2 separate regions of the Mus musculus genome follow, and region 2 is linked to region 1. Evidence: chromatin loops called from intact Hi-C (ENCODE). Cell type or tissue: gastrocnemius. All regions are shown on one strand. Links, peaks and the distances in the headings refer to the core of each region. The heading gives the core; the rest is flanking DNA.

The links. A loop is a pair of places that touch in the nucleus more often than their neighbours do. Peaks named below come from ENCODE experiments on the same cell type or tissue, not always from the same donor. Only the 100,000 strongest peaks of a DNase experiment are listed, where the experiment ranks them.
Region 2: it touches region 1 in a loop (3-fold over the local background); 2 of 42 quality-filtered maps call a loop at or near these places.

Annotation. Positions count from the first base shown.
Region 1 is chr4:155,064,282-155,068,666 of GRCm38, forward strand. Pex10 (peroxisomal biogenesis factor 10) reads left to right here and starts at 2,749. Exons shown (of 6, transcript NM_001042407.1): 1 at 2,749-2,893; 2 at 3,542-3,622; 3 at 4,382-4,385. The coding sequence starts at 2,788. In gastrocnemius, for the core only: a CTCF peak has its summit at 1,899 (motif pointing left); DNase peaks (open chromatin) are centred at 397, 1,891 and 2,702; H3K4me3 peaks cover 2,183 bases; H3K27ac peaks cover 2,462 bases.
Region 2 is chr4:154,834,673-154,839,057 of GRCm38, forward strand. It overlaps Ttc34 (tetratricopeptide repeat domain 34), which reads left to right and starts at 2,744. Exons shown (of 9, transcript NM_172878.4): 1 at 2,744-2,940; 2 at 4,119-4,385. The coding sequence starts at 4,164. In gastrocnemius, for the core only: no CTCF peak of the experiment used is centred there; a DNase peak (open chromatin) is centred at 2,721.

The DNA.
Region 1 (4,385 bases), core at 171-4,170:
GCTGCAGTCCTCTCCCCATTCCTGCAGAGAAAGCATTGCCTTGTCCCTCCTCAGGTTCCCAGGAGACCAGATGTCAGGTGAGGGCAGGGGCTTTACAGGGTTACTCTTGCCTCAAGGTAGGTGTGGACCCCGCAGTACAACCCCAGGGCCAGATCTGGTAGAGAAATGGAGTTTTCTTGTTTGCCAGCCGTTCAGCAAGCCCCATCCTGGGTGTGATGTGTACAGCAACCACCAGAATGGTAAATCCCTGCTAGGGGCAGAGGGAAGATTTGCAAGGAATGAAAGACACTAGGCAAGGAATGAAAGACACTAGGCAAAGGGAAGCCAGCTAGGTGGTGCTGGAAGGTTTAACCTGGGGATGGGGGGTGGCGGTGGGGGAGGGCACAGAGCAGGTGCAATGGAGCCACCTGCTGGGCAATCCCCTCCCAGTTCCCAGGCCTCCCCAAGGTCCTGGCTTACTGTCTCTGGCCTCCCTACCAGCAGAACTATATTACAAATTTCTCAGATAGGGCTGGCTACAGAGGTCAGCGGATAGGATGCTTGTTGCCCCAGTATGAAGAGCAGAGTTCAGATCCAGAGAGCCCACATAAACATCTGATGGGTGAGGTGACCCACCTGAAATTTCAACCGTGGAAGGAGGATCCCAGAGTAAGTTAGCTGATAAGACTAGCCATGTGGGTAAGTCCTGGTTTTGATTCAGAGACCTGCTCCAAAGAAGAAGGTGGAAGAGCAATCCAAGATGATACCAGGTATCGTCCTTGCCAGACTCCACACTTGCAGGCGTACACACACACACTCTTATGCATGCCACATATCCACATATGCCCACACATATACAAACATGAATATATACACATGCGTACAACACAAACACAATAAATATAATTTAACTTAATAGAGTTAGACAACAGAGTGGTGGGGCTGGAGAGATGGCTCAGTGGTTAAGAGCACTGACCGCTCTTCCAGAGGTCCTGAGTTCAAATCCCAGTAACCACATGGTGGCTCACAAACATCTGTAGTGGGATCTGATGCCCTCTTCTGGTGTGTCTGAGGAGAGCAACAATGTACTCACAAACATAAAAATAAAGAGTTTTTTAGGAGCTGGTGAGATGGGTAAGAGCACCCGATTGCTCTTCCGAAGGTCCGGAGTTCAAATCCCAGCAACCACATGGTGGCTCACAACCATCCTTAACGAGATTTGACTCCCTCTTCTGGAGTGTCTGAAGACAGCTACAGTGTACTTACGTATAAATAAATAAATCTTTAAGAAAAAAAAAAAAAAAAAGAAAACAGAGTGGCCAGAGCTGGCAAACGACATCAGGCAGGACAACAAAACCCACAGCGTGTATGACTTTAGAATTAGTTGTTGAGCTGGGCAGTGGTGGCTCACACCTTTAATCCCAGCACTTGGGAGGTAGAGACAGGCAGATTTCTGAGTTTGAGGCCAGCCTGGTCTACAAAGTGAGTTCCAGGACATCCAGGGCTACACAGAGAAACAGGAGCCTGGCCTTTCTGTCCTCCATCCTTGAAGCAGGAGGAAGAGTTTACAAGGAGAAAGTCACAAGGCTCAGTCTTAGGATCCTTGTGCTTCAGAAGGCAAGGGGTGGGAGGTGGCAAGGGCCGTATGCCCCTTCCGTAAGCAAGAGCTCTCGCTCTACCTCCACCGCAGAGTTCTGGAACCCTGAAACACTGAAGCAAAGGGGGACTCCAGGCCACATGGTCATCCGAGAATCCAGAGAACTGATCTACAATGATGTCACTACTCATCTTGCCCTTCCACTTTCTCTCCTCACTGAAAAGCCTCTTGTTTCCCTGATCTGTGCAGGATCTGTTTGGGTTAACAAGCTCTAGCAGCCCAAGCTAGTAGAAAAGATGGGCTGATAGCTCCACCTGCTGGCCATCTTGGGTTTTGTCCCATAGGAAGAATCCTTGAGAGCCCACAAAGGAAGAACTTGAGGATCAAGGCACCGCTGTGCCTAGGATTTAAGCCCACGGAGAGAGACGCTTACTTAGGCCGTATCCCTGAGAACAACAGATACTTGAATAGTGTTTCTGGTCTTGTTCCCCATGGCTGAGAGAAGAGAATGCAAAAAAGCAGTCGCGTGTAAGGAGCAGTCCAGGCGGGGACACTTAGAACAGGCCATACCCCATGGTTATGGTAGAAATGAGCTTCCAAGTTTGAAAAGTCTTCCAGCACAAGCGGCCTTGGGCCTTCAGAGAATCTACATTTCAAACTGTCACATTTGATTTGGCTAGAAGTTCATGCCTCTGCATGAGCCGTGACTGCCTCCTAGCAGTGGTCAAAGGTGCTATCTGGGATTGCCCAACCCAAGCTGAAGAAACCAGGGCATGGGCAGGGAGGAACTCCAACAACTGGAGCCTTCAGCAGTCCGTTGGAATCACGTGGCTATCCCAAAAGATCCACTTTTGCAGCCCAGAGACACGTACCTCCTGCCAGAAAACTGAACCTGAATCAGGCCAAAAACACATCTGCGAGGCTGAGCTTTCTCGGGGGTCCTACCCACTAGGTATCTACCTCCTCCCTGTCATTACCCGCCACTTCACTGTGCCGCTTCACCCTCCAAGCACAGACCACACCCCTCCCCGGGTAGCCCCACCCCTATGTCGTGGACACGCCCACTACTCCGCCTCCACAGATGTCACGCCTAGGCTCCGCCTTCGCCCGCGTGGTGTTCGCAGCCTCAGCCCCACGACGGACGCACGTCGAGCGTCACAGGCCCCGCCCACGAGGTGCGCAGGCGCGGTGCGAGCTCTGCGATTCGGGCCATGGCGCGGGCGGGTGCCCCTGAAGTGATCCGGGCAGCGCAGAAGGACGAGTACTACCTGGGAGGCCTGCGGAGCGCGGCGGGTGAAGCGCTGCACAGCCTAGCGGGTGAGCGTTCCGGGCACCCAGACAGGCGGCAGCTCCAGAGTTTGCTTGGAAAGCGGGGATCAAAACAGAGGTACACACTGCTGACCACATTGCAGGTCTCTGCTTTAGTGTTTCTCAAGCATTTGCCCATTTATTCTCCAGACGCCCCTACAGGGTGGACCTAACGTCATTACTCTCATAGGTAGACACGTGGATCACACAGGCAGGGATTTGGGATTTCAGAGAGCCGAGGTTTGATACTAAACAGGTCGCCTCTGGCTTATGTTGTTAGCACTACCTAGACTTTCCTGGGCTCCATGTCTCTAGGACAGTACCTGACTCAAGACAGTTACAGTCGGGGCTTCTTAAGAGGCGGTCTTCGTCTCGGAGACATTCCGGTCACCAAGGGCAGCAGAGGAGGTGAAGGGAGAGACGAGTTGTTGAGGGTCGTCTTAGGAGTGACTTGACTTGGACTTTACCTGCCCTTCGGGAGTGACAGGGTTTCTCTGTGTAGCCCTGGCTGTCCTGGAACTCACTCTGGTCAGTCTGGACTCGAAATCTCTGCCTCCCAAATGCTGGGATTAAAGGCGTGTGCCACCACTACCCGGCTGGGAGTCATCTTAAGAGAACCACTTCACCTCTCTAGAGCTAATATTTTTCTTCTCTCAGGTGCAAAGAAATGGCTGGAATGGAGGAAAGAGATCGAGTTGCTCTCGGACATAGCCTACTTTGGCCTCACCACAATTGCAGGTAGCTGTCTGTGCTCGGCAGGTCCTGGGCACTGAGGGGCCCACAACCCACCCAGGTCTGGAGGGGATGCTTGAAGGCTCCTGGAAATCACCTGCATTAGTCTCTGTTTCCGGGAAGGAAGATACTGGCCAGAGGGCACTCACTGCCCCAGACTTTCTCTCAGCAGGATGGGCTTTTCCATTTATGGGGTACGAGGCAGATAAAAAGGAAGAGGCTATCGAGTGGGGGGAAGGGTACGAGCAGGGTCATGGTGAGACACATGGAAAGATCACAAGGTACTCCACAGGGCTGGCCTCAGGAACAGGAAGTCAGGATTCATCGTCTGCATGGTGGAGTACTAGAAGCTAGCTGCAAGCCATGGGTAGGCTTGGGGGCTTTTTATTCTGACTCCATGTGACAGCGTCAGGTAAGCAGTGGTATGTATGCCTGATACTTAGGACTCAGCCATCATCTAGAAGGTAGAAAGCCACAAGATCGGATCCCATCACTTGGACAGGGGTATGAGTTCAGCAGAGGAAGGACTGGAAAACAGAATAAAGACTTAAGGGAGTAGGAACCAACAGGAGATGCAAGGCCCATTCCAGAGTGGCCGTCTCTGTGACATGGTGAAATCACAGCAAGGCCACAGTGGGTTTAACAAGAAGTTGTGCTGGCCTTGGCTAGGTCTCAGGGTGACTGGTGAGGCTGGAGGGGGGACGACGACACAGGCTGGCCCGGAAACTTGTCCCTGGACCCTCATCACTGTGTATTAATCCTCAGGCTA
Region 2 (4,385 bases), core at 271-4,270, 230 kb before region 1:
CATATGCTTGGTGGTGCAGATGGCCCTGGTGGGCATGAGCAGGGACAAAGCTCATAGAATTAGCCAATGTTGTGCCTGGCTCTCAAGGCAGTGGGGAGTGAAAAGCACCCAAGAGCCCAAGGTTGCCCTTTGAGGAATCCTGGCTGCAGACCTGTTCTGATTCTTGGTGGCTCAGACACAATGAGCCCCTATGGGAGGCCCCTATGGGAGGCAGGTGGATGAAGTGCCCTGGGAAGCCCTTAGGGAAAACATGTCAGTGGTAAAGAGATGCTCAGATTCCCTTGGGGATGGACAGACAAACTGGCCAACTCACCTATGAACTGAGCCAAGGCCTCTCTACCCTGTATCCAGCACCACTACCAGCTTTCAGGGTCAGGAGGGCTCAGGTCCTCACCAGGAAGGGGGACCATTTTCCCAGCCCCTGGGGTTAAAGCTAGTCACCAGGGACACATCAGTATCTGAGGGGCACTTTGCAGGAAAGGGTGACCACTACCCACTGCATGGGCGACACAAATGAATTCTGGAAAGATGCAACAGATCTCTTTCTTTCTTTCTTCCTTTCTTTCTTTCTTTCTTTCTTCCTTTCTTTCTTTCTTTCTTTCTTTCTTTCTTTCTTTCTTTCTTTCTTTCTTTCTTTCTTAAAAGATTTATTTATTTATTATATGTAAGTACACTGTAGCTGTCTTCAGACACTCCAGAAGAGGGCGTCAGATCTTGTTACAGATGGTTGTGAGCCACCACGTGGTTCCTGGGATTTGAACTCCGGACCTTTGGAAGAGCAGTCGGGTGCTCTTACCCACTGAGCCATCTCACCAACCCACAACAGATCTTTCTAATGCAGCCCTCTTGGGGGGGACACTGGGGATCTGGGAAGAGGATCCATAAAGACCTTTTCATGGGAACAGCCACTCCCACTCTTCCTCTGGAGAGCTGAGAAAGAGCTCCCTACAGGCCCTGTGAGTACTGTCCCAGAACAGCAACTCACAATTATCAGACCCACACCCAACAAGGTTTGATTCGGAGTTTTCGCAACGTCTGCCCTGTTCCCTGCTCATCTGAGAAGACCCTGGTCACTAGCCCAGTGCTCTTTCCAATGAAGGGCATCCCAAGGGCCTGCTTAAACACTGTATGCAGAAAGCTACATTGGGAGCTACAGTGACTCTGCCCCTGTTCCCATGAGGCCAGGCACAGCCTCAGATACAAACCTATCACCACAGAGGAGTGGTCAGATGGTCAGAACTATTCTCATGGGTTGTTTAAGGGATGTCACTATGGAGCAGGGCTGACTCCTGCTCAGACATCCTAGATCCCCAACAAAGCAGGGTGTCTAGGGTAACTCATGGGTCCTATGTAGTGAACAGGGCTGAAATTCTGGTCACCACTAACTAGATTCGAGTCAGTCACAGCAGAAATCCTTTGGACCAGAGAGACTAAAGCCTTGCGATTGGTTCCCATGTCCGGATTCTGAAACTTGGACTCCCTACTCAACTCCAGCAGTCTGGATTTGTTTACCACAGTATCAGAGGTGTAAACACAATATAGAAGACACAGCGTGGACAGGTGGGTTCCAGCACCCAGGCATGCTGCTCTCAAATGGGAGTTACAGTCACAGCCCAATCCTAACCAGGAGATGGGCCATCTGGCCAGTGCCTGCATCCCCTCAGGCTCCATACACCCAGGCAGGGCACAGGGGACATATCAGGGCTAATGTAATTGCCATAGTCAGTGCCCCTCTGTGCCCCAGGCCCTTCCAACAGCCCCACAGGACAGCCCACTCCATTACAGAGCTCGCCTAATTAGGGTAATTAAAATGAAAGTAATCAAAGTAACATAATAGGAAATTTCTTAATAAGCCCTCACCACTGCCGACTGCAAGTTTTGTGCCTTTGTGAATGTCAAGGAGCTGAAGCGAAGGTGGGCTGTACAGGAAATCGAGCCTTGCTGGCTGCACCCACCTTGCTCCCTCAGACCCAGGCTCTCTATATCACAGCTCCATAGAGGGGTGTGTGCAGACTGTATCCCTGGAAGCTATCCCACCCACCCCCAGCAGCCTTGTATCCAGTCCCCAGGGCCCCCAGAGGAGCCAGTGCTCACCCATACCTGTACACTTTGGTGAGGCGAGTTGGGAGGGGCCGCCCAAAGCAGACCCCTCTGCAGTCATATGAAGCTGATTACCCAGCATGCCCTGTAGGGCAGCTGACAAAGCATGGACTGATTCTCAGGCCACAGCCTCTACTTCCTCCTTCTAAAACTGAACCGTATGCCCCCTCCTCAGTCTAGACCTAGCCATCCTCATCAAAGGGCTGGTAGAGCCAGGGCAACCCAGGAAACAGGCTGTGAGCACAGAACTAGATCCTAGCCTACTTGCCCAGTGGGGCCAAGGACTTGGGGCAAATTAGAAGACCATAGGACCCGCAGCGTGGACAGGGGCTGCAGGAAGGGGAGCGAGACCAGGCGTGGTATGGGGTGAAGAATCATCACCCTGTCCAAGGTTGAGTTCTGGGACTCAGAGACAAAGACTGAAACTGTGGGGCAGGGGCTAGCACAAAGCATGGGACAGTTCACCCAAAACCCAGGCACTGTACACTCCTGAGCCTCCCTCCTCCGAGACTTAGATTCTCTCCTCCAAGGCTGCCCCATGAAGCCCAGCGAAACCTTGCCTCCTTCCCTTGCCCTCCCCACTGCCTGAGCAGGTCTGGCCACTAGAGGGCATAGCTGAGCAGCCAGGCAGCTTTGGGATGTTGACACTCTCCCTGGAAACTGGCCTTGCCTGTTCTGTGTCTACTGTGTTGGGCCTGTGTCTCTAAAGGCCCAGAGCCCCTGGGGATGACCAGCAGCTTCACCCACCACCCCCAACCTGGGGCCTAATAAGGAATTTGAGTCATCAGAACCTTCCCATGTCCAGAGCCTTCCCATGTCCAGACCTGGCTGGTTCGGCTTGTGAGTGTGAGCAGGGTATTGCATGTGTATATGTGTCTGTCACGGAGGACTTGTTGGGGCCAAGAGTAGTTAACCTGGGGTCAGATGGCAGGGTTAGAAGACAGACTTGTTCTAGAGTCTTTCTCTGAGCTGATTATGGGTTGTTTGTGCTCCCCACCATGGGTTGTCTGGTAGTGCTCTCCAGTGTGGGTGGTCTGGTAGTGCTCCCCACCATAGGTTATCTGGTAGTGCTCCCCACCATGGGTTGTCTGGTTGTGCTCCCCAACATGGGTTGTCTGGCAGTGCTCTCCAGTGTGGGTTGTCTGGTAGTGCTCCCCACCATGGGTTGTCTGGTTGTGCTCCCCACCATGGGTTGTCTGGTAGTGCTCCCCACCATGGGTTGTCTGGTAGTGCTCCCCACCATGGGTTGTCTGGTAGTGCTCTCCAGTGTGGGTTGTCTGGTAGTGCTCTCCAGTGTGGGTTGTCTGGTAGTGCTCCCCACCATGGGTTGTCTGGTAGTGCTCCCCACCATGGGTTGTCTGGTAGTGCTCTCCACCATGGGTTGTCTGGTAGTGCTCCCCATCATGGGTTGTCTGGTAGTGCTCTCCAGTGTGGGTGGTCTGGTTGTGCTCCCCACCATGGGTTGTCTGGTAGTGCTCCCCACCATGGGTTGTCTGGTAGTGCTCCCCACCATAGGTTGTCTGGTAGTGCTCTCCACCCTGCTCCAGACCTGGCAGGCACTTCTTGACCTTAACCCTCAGCCTGCATCACCCAGGCATGAGCAGGTGGGGGTGTAGTGCTGGGTTGGAGTTCTGAGACACTTTTTTCCTGGAGGTAGATGGAGCCAGGTGTTCTAGAGCCTGCCCTGACCCCTGATCTCTTAAGCATTCAGTTCTCCCCCCACCCCCCAACTTGAACACCAAAACCCTCTTAGGCTGACCTGAGTAGGCGGGGTCCCATCCCACTCGACAGGGAAGGAAACCAAGGCTCAAGAGAAAAGTAACTTGAAACCCAACAGGTTCTAGCAGAGCCCACGCCCAGCTATGGAGACTGCCTGCTGAGAGAGTGCCACTAATATCTCTTCAGTGGCCAGGTCTCAGGTTCCACACAGCAGGGTCTGCACAGATTCTGAGGACTCCGGGGCCATGCTCAAGCTGAACGTGACAACTCAGACACTAACTTCAATTCCCTTCCTGCAGGTACCCAGGAAGACCGAACATGAGCCAGTGGGGACTGAGACCGTGATGTCAGCTCAGGAGCTCGTGGCCTGCCTCTGCCAGGAGGGGGACAAGCACCTGGCCCTGGAGGAGCTTCCCTTAGCCACAGCCTTCTATCTGGCCGCCTTCAGCTGCCATGCGCCTTCAGCCGTGCGGCATGTACGGGCTCTCCTGGCTGAGTCGCCAGGGGCACCTGTGGTGGCCACCCTGGAGTCCTGGTGTTGTGGGGACAGCCAAATCCCTGCTATC